2 separate regions of the Homo sapiens genome follow, and region 1 is linked to region 2. A link is an interaction called in ENCODE POLR2A ChIA-PET data of the cell type or tissue named here. Cell type or tissue: Caco-2. All regions are shown on one strand. Each heading gives the region's core, and the rest is flanking DNA. Links, peaks and the distances in the headings are about the cores only.

Evidence for each region. ChIA-PET counts read pairs that join two places held together with the same protein. Peaks named below come from ENCODE experiments on the same cell type or tissue, not always from the same donor. Only the 100,000 strongest peaks of a DNase experiment are listed, where the experiment ranks them.
Region 1: POLR2A ChIA-PET joins it to region 2 with 6 read pairs; 2 of 35 experiments call an interaction of 5 or more read pairs at or near these places.

What each region holds. Positions count from the first base shown.
Region 1 is chr10:70,984,799-70,995,718 of GRCh38, forward strand. All of the region lies in intron 1 of LOC105378350 (a long non-coding RNA gene), which reads left to right. Among named protein-coding and RNA genes, the nearest start is that of LINC02622, 51 kb to the left of the region's middle. In Caco-2, for the core only: no CTCF peak of the experiment used is centred there; DNase peaks (open chromatin) are centred at 4,253, 6,043 and 6,723.
Region 2 is chr10:71,451,207-71,459,206 of GRCh38, forward strand. The region is part of intron 3 of CDH23 (cadherin related 23); the gene reads left to right. Among named protein-coding and RNA genes, the nearest start is that of CDH23-AS1, 57 kb to the right of the region's middle. In Caco-2, for the core only: no CTCF peak of the experiment used is centred there; no DNase peak of the experiment used is centred there; H3K27me3 peaks cover 185 bases.

The DNA of each region.
Region 1 (10,920 bases), core at 1,814-9,813, 460 kb before region 2:
CCACCAGGCCCTACCTCCAGCACTGGGGATTACATTTCGACATGAGATTTGAGTGGGGACACAGATCCAAACCACACCAGGCATCATGGTAGTATTATTCCCTTTAACAAGGAAACTGAGGCTCCCAGAAGTTTTGGTGTTGTCAGATCATATAGGCTGGCAGTGGCCTGCATGAGTCAGGTTGTGAAGGCTGCTCTGGCTGTGCTTAAAGCTCTTAGCATAGAGCAGCTGGGCACATGGGGGTCTAGAAGGCTGTTGGTCCCAGGCAGTGGAGGGCCTGGGTCACCTTTTTGTCAGAGGCGTTTAAACCAGAGCAACTCCATCTTGAATAGGGCCTGGGTAAAATAAGGCTAAAACCTGCTGGGCTTCATTCCCAGCGAGTTAGCATTCTAAGTCACAGGATGAGAAAGGGGTCAACATAAGATACAGTCGTAAAGATCTTGCTGATAAAACAGGCTGGAGTAAAGAACATTTACTCCAGTAAGTTAGCATTCTAAGTCACAGGATGAGAAAGGGGGTCAACATAAGATACAGGTCATAAAGATCTTGCTGATAAAACAAGTTGGAGTAAAGAAGCCGGCTAAATCCTACCAAAACCAAGATGGCAACAAGAGTGACCTCTGGTTGTCCTCACTGCTACACTCCCACCAGCACCATGACATTTTCCAAATGCCACGGCAATGTCAGGAAGTTACCCTACATGGTCTAAGAAAGGGAGAAACCCTCAGTTCGAGGAATTGCCCACTCCTTTCCCTGAAAACTCATGAATAATCCACCCTTTGTTTAGCATATAATCAAGAAGTAACCATAAAAATGAGTGACCAGTAGCCCTGAGGGCTTACGGAGTAGCCATTCTTTTATTCATTTACTTTCCTAATAAATTTGCTTTTAGTTTACTGTATGGACCCGCCCAGAATTCTTTCTTGTGCGAGATCCAAGAACCCTCTCTTGGGGTCTGATCAGGCCCCTTTCTGGTAACACCTTCAAGAGTTTAAGGATTACAGCTCAGCCACTTCCACCTTGTGTCTGCTTCTCTCTGCGTGTGGCTGACCACTTTCCTTCCTGTCGCTGACTGTCCAACCACCTGTGGCCCTGGAGCAGCTGGCAGGCAGAGTCATGCCAGACCAAATAGGGCCTCGCTCATGGAACAGGCCAGAGCAGGGCTGGGTGGGGAAGGTGACTTGGCAGTTGAGTTTGAATAAACAGGTCACTGTGGTGTTGGGTGGGACTAAAGCTGCTGCAAATTAGCCTGAAGGTGGAGGCAGAGCTAACAGGGAGGAAGGAGGCTGCAGGTGGGCCCAAACCAGTCCCGCCTTGAGGGAAGGCCTGAGGCTGAGGGTGAGGAGCCCACACACACCTGCCTTTCTCCCCTCCAGCTCAGACAGGATGCCTCAGCCTGAAAGCTGTGATTTCCTCCCGGGGAGCCTCCCCAACCTCATACACAGCCCCTAACCTCCCCATCTGGCCCGGACACCCCCATCAATCACTCGGCAAAAATCCCTGGCTTTCTTGCATAAGTATTAGGTGCTTTGTCAGAAATTACCTAAGTTATAATCCAATTACACAATAATTACATTGGGATGGCTTCGTAACTACGGCATTAATTAACTTTGATGGCTCTCATAAATTACTCAGGGGATTGATACAGTGGGAAGAGGGCGGGTGGAGCCCAGTGGGTGGGAAGGTGGGGCTGAGGAACCATTAGTCGTCCTGGGGTCAGGAGGCCCCTGGAGAGTGATGGGGGAGGGGAGAAGGGTCCTTACGTCCCTCCACCGACACCCAAGCACAGTGTCAGGGCTGGAAGTGACCTTCAAGGTCAATCACCCTAAACTTGCCTCCTCTGTCCGGTGCTTGAGCCCTTACCCTGGCAGTGTAGAAACTCTAGTATAAAAAGCTACTGCCCCTTAAGGGGCACGCAGTGTAGAAAGAAGCTTGGACTTCGGAGCTTTGCTTTCTCTGAACTTCAGCCTTGCTGCTTGGAAATGGGCAGGAGCAGTCTCCTCACATGATGTCGCGTGGCCTGAGTGTTCAGTGGACGCACACCCTCTAGCCCAGCTCCAGCCTATAGAAATAGGATGTGGGCCTCAGATGTAAGGCAGGTGCGTAGTGTTATATTGTCCAGGGGCCCAATTAAAGAAGTGAAAAGAAACAAACAGGTGAAATTAATTTCTAATAATACATGCATTTAATCTAATATATCTAAAATATTATTTCAAAATATATTTAATGTAAAAAAGCATTAACAAGATATTTCTCATTCTCTTCTTATTCTAAGCCTTTGAGACCTGGTGTGTCACTAAGCACCTTGCAGTCAAGCACCCAGGGACCACATGAGGCTGGGGATAGGCAGATGAGTGTGTGCTTGGCATAAGCTTGACACTCATTACCTGCCAGTCCCCTGTCCTCATTGCTGAAGCCTATGGCCTGTCTGCCTATGGTCGAGTCTCTTCTCCAGGACAATCTTTCACACTGTGGCTGGGGTGGAGGGTGCAGGCGGTAAGTGCTACCCGAATCTCCACTTGCTCAAGCAAAACAGTCCTGGATCCTCAAAGTCTTGTTGGTTGAGCACATCCAAACCATCACCAAGTACAGTCTTTAAAACACAGCCTGGATGCAACCTCCACTCCACCTCCACTACTGTGATCCAGGCCACCCCATTTCTTCCTGCACGACCAGGGGAGCCCCTGACCGGCCTCTGGGCTTCCCACCTTCCCCCTCCTACCCACTGCCCACTCTGCATCAACAAGAGCATCAGTGGGATGGCGCCATGGCCTCCCATCAAGAAGAGACCATGGCAGCGGTTTGGGTGCAGGTGGCTGAGCTGGGCGGTGATCCCGGGAGGTATCATGGAAGTATCTGGAGCGTGAGGAGGGGAAGGAGGAGGAGCTGATGGAAGAGTGTGTTATTGAGGCTGCCGCCATGAGCTGGGGGGCTTGCTTCTGCCGGGTCTCTCAAGAAACATGCAGAAGGCCTCCAGGGTTGCCCCTGAAGCAGCATGGGCACTGGAGCGTTTATCCATGGGCTTGGTCCTGTGTTTGAGTGTGGCTGTGCAGGAGCTTATTCCCCTGCATTTGGGGACTAAGCTCCCGTGCAGGCGCAGGGGCTCCCCAGGTGTCAGAGAAAGCCCTGAGGCTGAACACGTCCTGAGGGTGTGCAGGTGTCCCGAGGATGGACCCCGCCAGCATGAGGCCTACCAGGCTGCAGCTGAGATAGCAAGGCCAGGATGCCGGGTGTCTGCCACATCTTTTCTAAATGTTTCCTTCAGAGGCTTTCTGTTGACCTTAGAATGAAATTTAACCTCTTAAGGCAGCCTTTGAGGCTCTGCCCAATCAGGCCTCTAAATACCTTCTCTCCTCACTCCTCACCACTGTCCCCACACCCCTACCCTTTAGCCTTCTGTCAGATTCCAGAAAATTCCAAGCTTTTTCCTGCCTCCAGGCCTCTGCACTTGTAGTTCCTTCTGCCTGGAATGCTTTCCCCAGCCTCTTCTCTCTGGCTCCTCCTCTCTGGATTTCCCTCCCAATGTCACCTCCTGAGAGATGACATTTCCCCTGACCTTCCTACTTCCAGCTGCTGTGCCACCCCTCGCACTCTAGCCACGCTCTTTTCCACCATTCTTCTTCAATTACTTCACAGTTCTCAGTAATTCCAGAAGTAACCTTATTCCGGGGTTTTAAAGCTCTGCATCACTAGGCCCTATCTCCCACAAAGGCATGGTACTGGTCCCTGTTGTTCAGAGGTGTCCCTAGCACCTGGAGCTGGGCCTGGCACCCAGAATGAGCTCAGGAAGTACTGCCTACTCGAGTGACGTCATGGCCGCTCCACCTTGGGTGTCTTTTGGGTAGTCTGTGTGCGTCTCAGGCAGAGGGGAGTCTGGTCCTGGGCCTGAGAGGTGGAGAGTGGGTCTGTCCCCTCCTTGTTCTGGGTACTGTGCCTCTATTTATGCAGCCTGAGGTCCCGCTGGAGTTTCAGCTGCACATCATCATGATGACTGGCAGGCACTGGGCTTGGCCGTTACTGCCTCCTACTCTGGGCCTGGGTCTGGGGTTGCAGAGATTGAGGGTATCAAGGAGGGGCAGGAGATAGAGAGATGAGTGCACCCCACAGACTGGGTGTGGCAATCAGAGACAAGAGGCAGTTTCCTGAGAGCCAGCTGTGTGTGCGAGGCAGGAATTTCAGGAGTCCTGGGAACTTAGGAGTTGGAGGGTGGGGTTCATGGAGCCACTCCCCTCTGGAATCCAGAGGTCAGACCCCTTCTCAGCCTCTGCTCCCACTTCCATGAGAACGGCCTCTGCCTTCCCTCCATGGCCTAGTTGAAGGTTTAGCTTGGCACCCCTTTGACTTACCGGAAAGAATCCCTTGTCCAAGGGTGTCTGTGAGCTCCATGGACTTCCCTGGAAATGTAATGGAGGTGACAGCAGTCACCTCCTTAGACCCACCAGGAAGATGATCATGAGAGAGACAGACAAGGCCCAGTGTGGGTTGGTGCATACCGCAGCTGGGTCTTTCCCTCACAGCTGGTGGGATGTGAACTTGCACAGCAACTTTAGAAAAACTGTCCTGCAAGCTGCACATACACAGACCATGAGCCAGGCCTTCCACTCCTGAGCACGCGCCAGCAGCAGCGTGTACATGTGTTCAACAAAAGAACGTTCAGAGCAGCAGCACTGTGCATAATTGTCAAAAATGGGAATGACCCACATTCTCTTCCAGGTAGAATAGGTAAGTAAACCGTGAGCTACTCAGCCAGTGGAATACTCCATGGGATGAGGATAAAAAAGCTATAGCTACAGTGCAGCAACATGGCTGAAACTCACAGAGAAAACGCTGAGATAAAGAAGCCAGACACGAAATAACACACCTGTATGATTCTGTTTCTGCGACGTTAGAGGCAGGCAAAGACAATCTCTGCGGCGGTTGCTTTGTGGGGAGATAGTTTCCTGGGAAAGGCATGCAAATCCCGCAGTGTCCTGTGTCTGACCTGGAAGTTTGCTCTGCACGTCTTCACTTTGCCACGATCCATTGAACGGTGGCAGTGTGATTGTGTGCTTTGTCTTTGTGTGTTATCCTTCAATAGGACATTTAAAAGAAAACCCCCATGAGCTTTGTCTTCCCTAGCTGAAGTTCCTTCTCTGACTTGGCACCACTGGGTTCGATGGTCTGGTTTTTTTGTTGTTGTTGTTTTGTTTGTTTGTTTGTTTGTTTGTTTGTTTTCCGAGACGGAGTCTCTCTCTGTCGCCCAGGCTGGAGTGCAGTGGCGTGATCTCGGCTCATTGCAAGCTCCGCCTCCTGGGTTCACGCCATTCTCCTGCCTCAGCCTCCCAAATAGCTGGGACTACAGGCGCCCGCCACCATGTCCAGCTAATTTTTTTGTATTTTTAGTAGAGATGGGGTTTCACCATGTTAGCCAGGATGGTCTCAATCTCCTGACCTCATGATCTGCCCATCTCGGCCTCCCAAAGTGCTGGGATTACAGGTGTGAACCACTGCGGCCGGACGATGGTCTGTTTTTATCTCCTCTGTCTCCACCAAGTGTCAGACTCTCAAGCTTCCTCTTCACAAGCCTGCCCCCTGGCCCTCCACATCCCCCCAGGATCTGCCATTTCCTGCCCGCTAATTATGTAGAGCATTTTATGTTTGACGAGGCTCCTGCCCCCAAATAACAAACTCAGACCCAGCATCAGGCGCAGCGCACCAAAGGGCACTGTGAATAGGACCCAGGCTCTGTGAGAAGGCAGCTCAGGGACCATATTTTGTGATATTAACATGTTCCTCGGAGTCTCATTCCTCAACCCAAGAGGCAGACCAACATATTATTTCTCCAAATAAATACAGCGTGGTCCCCAAGAGGAATTCCCGGGGTGACTGTTGAGAAAGTAAAAGTGCCTCCTTCTCCTTTGTCTTGTTTTACAGAAAGGCAGACAGAGGATTGGGGAGGGAGGGTGGTGGGCATGGCACTGGCCAAGATGGGACCAGAGCCAGGATCCCTGCTCTGGGCATCTAGTGCTGCCTCCTCTCTAGCGCCTGGGTCCAGGGCGGGCGGTGGTCGGGTTGTGGCCGGATGCTGTTTCCTTACCCAGGGTTTGCATCCCTGGCAGGAGGTCTGTTGGGAAAGAAATGCCTAAGCACCCACACCCAGGCTTATTTGTTTGAGGAGATGAGCCTGCAGGCACACATTGTACATCTCAGGCAGTGTGGACACTTGGGCAGACAGGAGAGCTGGGGGAAGGGCACCCCGCTAGACACTGGGCACCCCAGATGCCATTAATTCAGGCCTCTACACCCTGGAGAGTTCCTGCAGCTAAACATGTTTTACATCAAACTGCAGTCTCCTCCCTCGCGATCCCACAGCAAAGTGGGAGCTCCTGGGCCTCACCGGTCCAGGGCTGGAAAGAAATAGTGGGGAGAGGAAATGAAATGAGGCAGCACACATGTTAGCCCTGGGATTAAGATGGGACCTCCTTCTCAGTCTCTTGTCACAGATTGCTAAATATTGTGGGCGTTCAGTAGTGGCATGTGGCTAAATATTTAACAGTCTGATCTCCAGGAGGCGGAGGGGAAGCCCTGCTTTGTCATGTGTGCCAATTTCTGTGGTGTAAATGCTCCCACCACGGCCAGTTTCCAGCTACCAACCATCAACTGGTTCTTGAAATTTCTGAAGTTTTAACAACCAGCTCTCTTGCACAGGTGTAACCTGGCTCCAGCAGCAAGTCCTGGGGAGGGGACTGGCCTTTGAACCCTCCACAAGCTAGCAGGTTTTGGAATTTGTCTGCAAGGCCACAGTAAAACATACAATAGAGGTTGCAACATATTCTCTTAGACCAAGATGTATAGTGTGCCCCTGTGCTTTTCCCAAGGCTCTTCCGCTAACTTTGCCTACAGTATGAAGGAGTTGCAAGTAGGGTTGAACTAAACACATGGAATATTCTTTTTTCTTTTTCTTTCTTTCTTTTTTTTTTTTTTTTTTTTGTTTTTCGAGACAGAGTCTCACTCTGTTGCCCAGGCTGGAGTGCAGAGGCACGATCTCAGCTTACTGCAGCTTCTGCCTCCCAGGTTCAAGCAAATCCTAAGTAGCTGTGATCACAGGCATGCGCCACCACGCCCAGCTAATTTTTGTATTTTTTAGTAGAGACAAGGTTTTGCCATGTTTGTCAAGCCGGTCTTGGACTCGGGCGGCTCAAGTGATCCACCCACCTCGGCCTCCCAAAGTGCTGGAATACAGGTGTGAGCCACAGTGCCCGGCTGCATGGAATATTCTTGTTCAGAAAAAGTACCAGCAGAATTAGAGAGCACACTAGTTATCATTATTTCAAAAGTGCCTCTTTCAGATATTAAATTAAGACTGACTTTTTAAAAACATCCAATACTATTTTAACCCCTTCCAAAACAGAATGTATCACAGTTGGCCAGCGCAAAGTATTTCCATGATTATCTCATTGGATTCCCCAATACAGAGTGTGACTAGTCCCACTTCACAGGTAATCTAGCGAGACTGTGCACTTTATCATCCAAACCGGAACAGTTTTGAGGCTGTCAGGCAGTACCTGTTATGCTAGGGCAACAGGAGTAAGCAGGCTCCTTCCCAGCCCCCGTAGGTGAGGAGCACGGACCCTGGAGAGGTTCGCTGACTTGCTCAAGGCCCCACAGCTGCAAGCAGGACTGAGTGCTCCTCTGGGCTCCACAGGGAAGCAGTGTTCTCGGGCTGACTAAGGGTAGGTGTGCGTGTTCCCCTGGATCTACAGACTCCTCTGGAGTCACAGGGGTTGCGGACACTTTTCCCTCAGTGGCATCCAGCTCTTTGGAGCCTTTCCTGAGAGCCAGTTCTGAAGGGTGAAGGCCTGGAGTGCCCATGGTGAGGATGGGAACAACGGGGTGTGGTGGCATAGGGAGGGGAAGGCAGCTTCCACCCGCTCACCATTCTGTCTCTTTGTTGAGAGCCTCCGTCCACAGACTTTGGCACCTGTACAGGGTAGCCTGACTTTGGAAAGCTTGCTGGGCATGGCAAGGCTGTGGCGGGAGACGGCAGGGAGAGGCTGCTGGTATGTTTCCTTTCCTCTCTATCCAACCCCATAGACCCTACATCACTACACCTGGCCTGGCTATCTGATTTGCAACAGGGGAAGTGGCTCCAAGAAGCGACATCTCCCAAGCTATTATTTGCCTCCCATTTTGTGCTGGGTGGAGAAGGGGAAAACATCCTTACTGTGGCCAGAAATGGACCACATCTGTCAGGCCACCCTCTATCCTTCCATTACTGGAACTCAGTCCTCATCCTGGAGGATCACATCAGCCAGGTGCCTCAGCACCTCCTCCAGGAAGCCTTCCCAGAATCCTTCTTCCAAAGAAGAATAAAGCCTTCTGCCCCGCAGTCTCAATGCCTTTGTTGTGCCTAGTTACTGGGCTGGGGTGTGTAAATGCCTCTGTCCTGCTAGAGGGTGAACTTCTTATAGGCAGTCCCTCTACCTTGTCTAGTTCTCTCTCCCTGCAGAGCCCTGTGCAGAGGAGGCACTCAGCAAATAGGCAGGCTGCAGACCGGCATGGTGAGCAAGACTAGGACTTGGTGTGGCACACACCTGGGAGATTCCACCTTTAATAATCGTTCAGTTATTGAATACTTACTACCTGCTAGACGCAGTCTTAAGATATGACACATATTCCCGGCTTTCATCACTATGCAATATATTCATATAACAAAAGTGCTCTTGTATCCCCTAAATCTGTTTTTTTTTAAAAAAAGACATCACACATATTAACTCAATTAACTCTAACAACAACCCTAGGGCAGAAGGTACTATTATTTTTCCCACTTGTCAGATGGAAAAACTGAGGTTCAGGAGGGTTAGGCACTTTGCTCACCTCACTCAGCTTGGGGAGAATACAGTGCAAGGGTGTGGGATTCAGAGGCAGAGTGCTTGTGTCTATAGCCGGGCTCTACCACCTAGGGCAATTAACCTCTCTGTGCCTCAGTTTCCTTGTGAGTCAAATGGGATTACTAATAATTTATTTCCCATTCCCAGGAGGAAGGTCTCCTTCTCCCAGGGTTTGTAGGAGGATCAAAGGGGATAATGGATGTGGACGATCTCTGTAAATCGCAGGATGTTGTACAAATGTCAGGCATTAATACGTGTTGACTCGAATACTCTCTCTCACAGCCCCTCTGGTCTTCAGAAGACATGGTTCTTCCAAAAACCAATCCCCTGGGATAAAAACTGGCATTTCCTAATCCCTTCCAAGCACAGAGGCAATTTGATGTCCACAAAAGACTTCTTGGGAGAATTCGATGACCTGATTAAAAGGAAGTTGTGGGGCAGGTGTCTATCTTGCGAAAAACATTGACCAGGGCCCTGTCTTCAGCAAGGTTGTCCCAGAGGGGATTTTCCCGTTCTTTTTCTTTGGAAAAAAAATTTAAGAATTACTAAATATTGAAAAGATTAGGAAAAGCAGACTGGCACAAACATGAAAATTAAAATATCCTATAATATCCCATTACCCAGAGAGAATGGTTCTGAGTTCTGGGTGAAGTTTCTGGGTTGTTATGATACTAGATAGAGCCAAGCACCCAGAAATTCCCAGATCACAACTCCCCTTCCCCAACCCCGTGCGGAATTCTGATCGAGGAACTTGTATACAAGAAACAGTGGCCGGATGAGATTCCAATTGCTACTCTATGAGTAGATTTATGAATGAATGTGGAACCCTGGTAAGGGATAGGATGGAGAATATGGCCCAGGCCTGAAGCCTTTGAGGGGCTTTCTACCCCTTTCCCACGAAATCAAAGCCGGCAGCCTCTTTGGGGCAGGACCGACCTGCCTTCTGCAGCCTGGGACAGGGGTGGAAGAAGTGCTTCACTAGTGGCTGTTCAGTGCAGTGACCTTGCCCCCTAGTGAAGGTGGCCCCCAAATATCCTAGGCTTGGACCACTCTCAGTTAAACTCCTCCTCGCTTATGAGGTGGAGGAGAGGAGAGGGTGGGAAGAGGGGCCAAAGTGTAGAGACAGGTGGGAGTTCCCTCCACCAATAACTCTGGCTCACACTTTATAGACAGCCATCCAAACTTTATTATCTTTTGACAAAAATAGATTTCTATATCATTTGTAATTAATTTTATTTTCACTGGTTAATACATGCATGTGATAAATAAGTCTAACAGTACAAAAGAGAACAGAATGGAAAATGAATTCCCCTCCCATCCCTGTCTCTCCACCCCTCATTTGCCTCTGAAGGGACCCCCACTATTAGCAGTTTTCTGAGTCTGTCTAAAGATGGTCTAAAGACGTGATGGTGTGTATGCATCATTCTTCATGGCTCAAGGTATTCCATTGTGTGGCGGCACCTGGAATCATTTGACTAAAGCTTAATCACTGGGCAACCAGGCACTTCTTAAGAACACTTGATTAACATTTAGATACACATCCTTGAGGCATTTCTTCAGATTAATACTTAGGAGTAGGATCACTGGGTTGAAGAGTATGCCTGTGTTAAAGAGTCTCAGGTTTGACAGCCCAATCGCCCCCACCTGGAGAAGGATGTGCCACTTCTCACTCATACCCACAGTATACCATCATGATGCGCTTTTCCCGACACACAAACCAACACTGGATTGAGCGAATCTTTGCTAATTTGCTACGTGTTAAGTTGCATCTTACTATTATTTGAGTTTGCATGTCATGAATTATTAGTGAAGTTGACAATTTTTCTAATTTTCCTTCTGGTTTATTGGCTCTTTGAATTTGTGAATTCCTAGTTTATCTTTTCCCAATGGTTTGAAGTGCTCTTTGTATTAAGACTGTTAACCCTTTGTCTTTCATATATGGTAAAAATGTTTTTTTTCCAGTTTGTTATTTGCCTTTTGGCTTTGTCACAGCGTTCTTGGGAAGAATGTAATAAGATTTTGGGGTATATAAATAGCTGATATAAAATGG
Region 2 (8,000 bases), core at 1-8,000:
CCAAGCCCAGTTACCCCAGCAGCTTCCTCAGGTCTCAGTGTTCTCCCTGACTCGGCCCTCACCCACGCTGCGGCCTTTTTTATCCCAGCCATGGATGGCCCTGCCCAGCCTGAGGCAGAGCCTGCTCCAAGGCCTGCTCAAGTCTCTCCCTCCCACACGGAGTAAAAGCCCGTGTTCCTCAATGGCAACCAGGCTGTTTGCAGCCCAGCACCTGCCACCTGTCAGACCTCGCCCCCACCCCGCTATCCCCCTCGCTAGCTCTACTTCATCTGTGCTGGTCTCCCTCTAGTTCCCTAAGTGTGAAAGGCAAGCTCCCACTTCACGGTCTTTGCAGCTGTTGTTCCTGCTACCTGGAACATTATGAACCTGCGCTTACCAGGCTCTTTCAGATGCCACCGCCTCTGGGTGGCCTTCCTGGGTCTCCTTGTTGGGGGTTAAGTGCTGCTCCCTTTGCTTTTTCCGGGGCCTGGCCATCCTCTCTGTTAGCCCCATGGAGATGCTGCTGTTACTCAGTTGCTCTTCTGGCTCCCTTCTTGGCCTGTGAATGCCTCCAGGTGGCCTGGCCATCACTGTGTCCCCAGGGCCTAGCCCTGCGCCTGGTGTGCGCCTGGAACTTAGGGAAGGAGTGCATGTCTGGACTTGGTGAGCATGTAGGGGAATCTTCCAAGGCAGGACCCGGGGGCTGGCTCCATGCCCTGTTCAACATCCCTCCTGGAGCCTCAGGCCAGGCGCTCCCCTCCCCAGGGCATGTCGGGAGCGAGGTGTTGGTGGCGATGGGGATGGCTGCCCAGGGAGTGGGCCCAGGAGAGCACTTTCCCGCAGATGGCACAGATGCTGTACGTGCCTATGCTTGTGAACGGCAAGGCCCGCGCTGTGCCAGAGGTCCTGTTTTTATCATCCCAGCTGCCCGCCTGAGCTGTATGTAGAATATTTGCCGGGGACCTTGGGGCCCTGAGCCATGGCTGGCCCTGGGGGAAGAACGCAGAGGTAGCAGCATGAAGCCTGGCTTGGAGACACCAAGTTGACCAAGGGGGTCTAGAAGGGATCCTGGAGGGCATTGAGGCCCTGCACCTTGGCCACCACCTTCATACCCCATGCCCTGGAGGGGGGCAGGGTTCCTGCCACAGTGGTAACCGCCCGCAGCCAGAAGCCTCCCGAGTGCCTGCAGGAAGAAGTAGAGCTCTGTATCTCAGCGAGTCGCCCCCACTCTCCACAGACACCTTGCCCCCCAGCACTGACACCTCGCACACTGTTGCACTGCCGTGCCCTCAACCATGCTGTTTCCTTGGCCAGGGGTGCCCTTTCCCTTCCCTGCCTGGCAAAGTCCTGCTCCTCTTTCAAGCTGCAGCTCAGATGTCCCTTGTGCTTAGAGGCTTCTGAAGCCTCCCCAGCCTGCCCTTCTGCTGGCTTTGTCTGCATCTGTGAAAGCCCTCAGCACACTCTAGCGTGGCTATTTGTGTGGAACTCCCCATTGGTCTATTAATTTTTACTTATTAATCTTATTAATATTGACATTATAATTAACAGCGATTTTAGTGTCTCTATTATACAAGACTGAGGAGTGCTAATGTGAGCTATGGTTTGTTGACAGCCAGCCTCTTGCCCGAGCCTCTATTAGGCACTTCAAGTGCATGGCCTCCTGTGAGACCTTGCAGTGATTGTCCTGGAGAGATGGCATGATCTGCATTTGACAGAGGAACAAGCTGGGCCTCCATCTCTGTACCAAGCATGGTGCCTGGCACAAAGGCGGCCTCAGCAAGTGCTTGGTGGGTGAGTGGGTAGATGAGTGGATGGGTGAGTGGATGTCAGATGTCCTGCTGGGTCCCCTCCCCTTGGCTCCCTGTCCTTCCTTTTGTCACTGAGGTTGGTACACATGGAGCTGACTTCCCCAGCCAGAACCACCAGCACCCCAAAAGCATCTTAAGCCACAATTAAGGTGATCATGCCATGCTAATCACCTACACGAGTAAATTAGTCTTGTCAAGAGCCATTAAGGTGGGAACCCGGGATTCATTAGGATGGATTGGTCCCAGGCAGCGCCTGGCACTGCTGCCAGTCGGTGCTGATTAATTTCTCTCCAAACTCCATCAATGCCCAGCTGTTTCTTCTGGACCCAGGGAGAGCAGTTTTCAGGTGGGCTGACCCCGCATCGGCAGTCTCTGCAGACGGAGGAGCGGTGCGCCTGCAAGCAGGCCGGCAACTCCCCGCAGGAGCAGCCCCTGTAGAGCTGAATGGGAGGCCAGGGAGGGCAGATGGTGGGCTTTGTGGGCAGCCAAGGCTCAGGAGTGACGAGCATAGATGCTGGCAGGCACGGAGGCATAGGTGAAAGAGGAGTCTGGGAGGCATTGGGGACTTTTCTGGGACTAGTTTCAGCCCTGGTGCTCCAGAAGGAACTGTCCCTCCTCCCTGAAACCTCCTCCCAATGTCCCTTTAAAGAGGAGAAGCATCTCTTGGGAGAGGGTGGAGAACCACAGTGGGAGAATTATTTTTCTCTTAACCAGAAGGTTGCTTAAGATTGACACAGGTGAGAGGGGTCATGGTACCCCAGAGCTGTCCCACAGCGAGGGCTGGTGGCAAAGCCACAGGAATTGTGGGGCTAAAGGGACGGGGATGGGAGGAGTCCAGTGGCTCCCGGACATCAGCTGGGTGTGTGCTGTCTGCATAGTTAGGGCTTTTCTGCCCACCGTGTTCACAGAGGTGGTATAGCCTGATAGATATCAGCTCTACGAAAAAAAATATAGGGGGTGTTAGACAATAATAAGTGCCCAGGAGAAATAATCAACTTTGGTTGGAGTTAAGATGGGAGGTAGACAGTGGGGGTGTAACAGTCTGTATTGTCCACCTTTGCCTTCACCCTCCCCTGAAGTGTTCTCAGAGGGCCCAGGATGGACTTGTAGTTTGAGAGCCACTGTTTTTATCAAACATTCCCACTTTGAAGATGGAGAAAGTGAGGCCCAGACTGCCTGGATGTGAATCCCAGCTCTGCCTCTTACTAGCAGTGTACCTCACTTTCCTCTTCTGCAAAATGGGAATAACGTTCAGTTTACCTCTTTGGGTTTATGTGAATATTAAACGAGCAAATTGTAAAACCCTTAGAACTGTGTCTGGCCCATAGAAATCCAAGCTGTAATTTAAACTCGCTCGCTTGCTTTTAAGCTCCTATAAACATATTTTCGAAAGGAAACTTTAATGTGTCAGACAAGCTTCCTGGTTGCCCGCTGAAGAAACTGCCTCTGGCTGTCCTTTCTATTGGAAGGCTGCTGGAGGCTCTTGGAATTGACCACAACAAAAGAACCTAGACTGGAAATTGGCCAATCTGTCCAGCCGGTCACTGCTGTCACTCTGAATGAATTCTACCACTCATGGCACGGGCAGCAGTGTCCAGGTGGCCAAGCCAACTTGGGTATGTGTCTGTGCTCAGGCTGCAAAGGGGCAGGGGATAGTGACTGTCTGCCCCTCCCAGCTACACCCAATGGGACAGTCTCCAAAAAGAGGAGGGGTGGAACTGGACACAGCACCTCCATAGAAAGACAGATGTCCATTTTCTACCATCAGAGTGAAATCCCAGGGCTGAGATGCTGACTGGCTTTTCCTAACACATATTAAAATAAATACATACTATATTTTTTTTACATTTTATTTTTTTTTTTTTTTAGAAACAGGATCCCTATTGCCCAGGCTGGAGTGCAGTGGCGCAATCATGGCTCACTGCAGCCTCAAACTTCTGGACTCAAGTGATCCTCCCACCTCAGCCTCTCAAGTAGCTGATTACAGGCTAATGAAGCAACACCTGGCTAATTTTTAATTTTTGTGTGTGTGAGATAGGAGTCTTGCTATGTTGCCCAGCCTAGTCTCGAACTCCTGGCTTTAAGCAATCCTCCTGCCTTGGCCTCCCAAAGCACTGAGATTACAGGCATGAGCCACTGCACCTGGCCCCTTATTTTATTTTTAAACTTTTTACTTTGAAATAATTTTAGACTTACGGAAAAGTTGAAAATTGTACAGAGTTCCCATATACCCTTCACCCAGCTCCCCATAATGTTCACATCTTGCATAACCATGATACAATTATGGAAACCAGAAAAATGACTTTGATGTAATACTATTAATGAGAGTTTATGCAAATTTTATCAACTTTCCCACTAATGTTTTTTTTTTCTGCAATTAAGATGATTTTTAAACTTCTTTTTAAGCTGTGGAACTGTTTGGGCAAATGTAATCTTGCCCAGAAGTCTAGGATAGATAGATTAGATAGATAGATAGGTAGACGGACAGATGCACATATATACTTATATTCATTCGTTCAACAAATGTTTCCTTGAGTGTCTTCTATGCATCAGACACTGTTCCAGGTATTGTGCATGCGAACAGAAGAGACAAAAATCCCTGTCCTCATGGAACTGACATTCTAGAGCGGGGAGCAGGCAGAAAGCAGCATAGAAAAAAATATATACAGTATGTTCAATTGTAACAGGTGCTAAGGAAGAAGAACCATCTTTGGTAGAAATTAAAGTCACGGGTAGCAGTGAGGGGTGAAAGAGCCTGTATTTTCCACCTGTGCATTCACTCCTATATTAAATCAGAGGACCCATGAAAAACCCCTGGGGCCTCCTGTCGGACAGTTTGTGACCACTTTGTTAGACAAACAGTTGCACAGATGGAGAAACTGAGGTGGAGAATGGGGCGATTGCCCAGGGTCCCTAGTGAGTTACTGCTGGGGTCCGGATTGCAGCTGCCCTGACTTCGCACACCAGCTGCAGAGGGAATTCCAGGGTTTCTGTCCAGGCAGTCACTGGTGCCTCCAGGCCTGGGCAAGAAGGGGCGTCCTCCTGGGTTGGTGGGCTGTGAGCTCGGGAATTGAAGTTTGGAGAAGAGTCTCCAGGTGCCTCGCAGCTGCTGGGATCTGGAGCTAGAGCGCTTAAGGAGGGGAAGGGAGGGTAGCCTGGAGGCTTCCTGGGGCTGTTGGCAAGTGGGCTGTGGTTTTGGAGGAAGGAGGTGATCTAGTATCCATCCAGGTGATCGGTGCTGGAACCAAGGGACCCAGGGCTTTGGGCTCTTGGTGCCCTCACAGAAGGGAGGACTTTTCTCTCCCTTCTAGGAGTTGGGGGATGACTGACAGAACCCCCAGGAGGGCTTGGGTGCTTCTGCGTCCTTGCTTCCTCTCTGCCATTATCCAGGGCAGCATAGGCCCTCTAAGGTGATAGAACAGACTGTGTCTTCTTGGGGGTCCTTTGGGCTGTAGCCACTCCCAAGCGGTCCCTGTCTGGGCACATCTGGAGCCTGTGGCAGCCCCGGCTATGGACTGCCCCTCAACACACAGGTGTGGGTATGGGGCGGGGCTGGTGTTTTGGATGCGGCCATAATAACACTAATGATAATGATGATGTGCCACCTGTCGTGTGAGCATGCCATTAATGCCAGGCACTGAACACCTGTGCCAGCCTGTGCTGGGGGGTGGGGTAGGGACATGCACATTAGAGATAACTGGGGAAATAGTGACTAGCTTTTATTACATACTTAATCTCTCTAGATCAGCCGTTCATACACATTGCTTCGTTGAATTCTAACAGCAAAAAAGTGAGTCTTATAACCCTCATTTTGCAGTTGAGGAGCAGAGGCTCAGAGAGGTTAAGTAACTCACACAGGCTCACACAGCTTGTGTAGAGTCAAAATTGAACCTGAACCTATCGCCCTCTGGCCCCAAAGCCTGTGCACTTAACCACAAGTCTGGGATTCTGTATGTAGGTCTTTGCTTTTAAGGAGCTCCAGTCTGGAGTGGAGAAGAGAACCAATGGTAAATGACCACCTCACACCAGGCAAGTGGGAGGCATGAACTACAGAGCCTTGCTAATGCCCCGAGGAGGAAGAAACTCATCCTGGGCACAGGGACAGAGAAATCTTCATAGTAGAGGTGGCCTTGATTGGTTGGGTTTTGATAGGCTGAAGCTGGAGGGGAGGCATTTCACAAGAAGGCAATGGAACAGGCTGACCAGCTGTGAGGCAAGCAATTTGTGTTGTGTCTTGAAGTTGTTGTGGTTAAAAATGAAAATAACAATAGTAATTATTTAGCCCCTGTGTTTTACTAGTTAGGTTACCTGCACAATCTTGTTTAACCCTTACAGTGATGACAGGAAATCTGTTCTAGTACGATCACCTTGTTCCAGGCTCAGAGAGAGATCCAGCAAGCTGCCCAAGGTCCCATAGCCAGTAAGCAGTAGAGTCAGGATTTGAATTCCACGTATTCAATCTCCAATGACCACACTCTTACCGCCCTGCAATGCTGCCTCCCAGGATTGTGTAGGGTCTTTCCTCAGTCTGTTACCTAGGAAAGAGCCTCAGTGGCCAAGGGTCCACATGGGGCAGGTGCTGGGTGAAGGAGCAGCTGCTCCTAAGGAGGGGAGGTTGGCCAGCCCAGCTCAATCTGGGAGACCAGGCCCCGGACTGGGGCCGGTGCCTGAGTCCCAGGCCTGGCATTGCCCCTATGCAACCGTGTGAGCCTGGGCAAGTCAATTTCCCTGTTCAGCCCTTGCTTCCCTGTTTCTCAGAAGATGCATTCCTTGCTGGATATACTATGCAGAGTTAGCAAGAGTGCTGAAAATGACTTTGGGGAAAATAGATGAAAGTATGAGATTAGTCAGCTTGCTTGCTCCTGGGTCCACAGCCTTTTCCAGTGACCAGTGGTGATGGCGGTGGGGGTCTCGTCCAGCTGTGCAGTGGCCAGGAAGCAGGCACCCCCTTTGCAGGGGTGGGGGGCTGACACATGAGCCTGGCACAGGTGTGCCATTGGGACGAGGATGTGCTGAGCTTGCAGCCAACCGAGAACACTTGGACTCCCTAGTAACTGGCAAAGGTGTAATTTACAAGAGCTGAATACCCTCCAGCTGGCTGAGGAGACGGGCAGGCAGAGCCGACTTTGAACTTGTCATCACTCCCCTCATCAGGACTGTTCTTTACACCCCTCAGGGGACCTGTGAGCCTGACTGTCCAACAACAGCTTTGTCTGGAATAGGAGATCAAGTTGTTCTGTCAGCCCTTGACCAAGAAAGGGCTTGGATGGCCAGGAAAGTTGTTCTTTGGTGCAAGGATTTCCTTGAAGGTCCCCTCACCCATGTGCCTTCCCTTCCTCCTTTCCACATCTGAGCACAGTGCATGGAGTGGGAGGCACAAGGCCTGGGTTTCAATGCCAGCTCTGCCACTTATTAGCGTGTGACCACAGGCAAGTCCCTTAACCTCTCTGAACCTCGTTTCCCTCTTCTGGAAATTGAGATGATCATACTTGCCTGGACAACCTCATAGGGAGCTAATGAAAGAGCTTTAGAAGTGAAATAGCTGTACAAATGGTGGACATTGTTTTTATTGAGCAATTCATCTTTAAATGCTTCCTCTTCCAAGAAGCCCTCCTTTGCATCTTTAGCAAGTGTGGACTGTATCACCAGCTACTTCACCTCTCTCTGTCCCAGTTTACTCAGTTCAAAATTGTGGATAATGATCACACTGTATTTACTAATAGAGCTGCAGTGAGAATTAAGTAAGTTAATTAAAGTAAAATTAAAGTAAGATTAAAGTAAGGGTTTTTTGTTTTGTTTTGTTTTTGTTTTTGAGATGGAGTCTCGCTCTGTTTCCTGGGCTGGAGTGCAGTGGCGCGATCTCGGCTCACTGCAAGCTCCACCTCCCGGGTTCACGCGATTCTTCTGCCTCAGCCTCCCAAGTAGCTGGGACTACAGGCACCTGCCACCATGCCCAGCTAATTTTTTGTATTTTTAGTAGAGGCGGGGTTTCACCGTGTTAGCCAGGATGGTCTCGATCTCGACCTTGTGATCCAGCCCGCCCTGGCCTCCCAAAGTGCTGGGATTACAGGTGTGAGCCACCACACCTGGCCTTTTTTTTTTTTTTTTTTGTGAGATAGGGTCTTGCTCTGTCACCGAGGCTGGCACGCAGTGGCAAGATCACAGCTCACTGCAACCTCGACCTCCTGGGCTCAAGTGATCCTCCCATCTCAG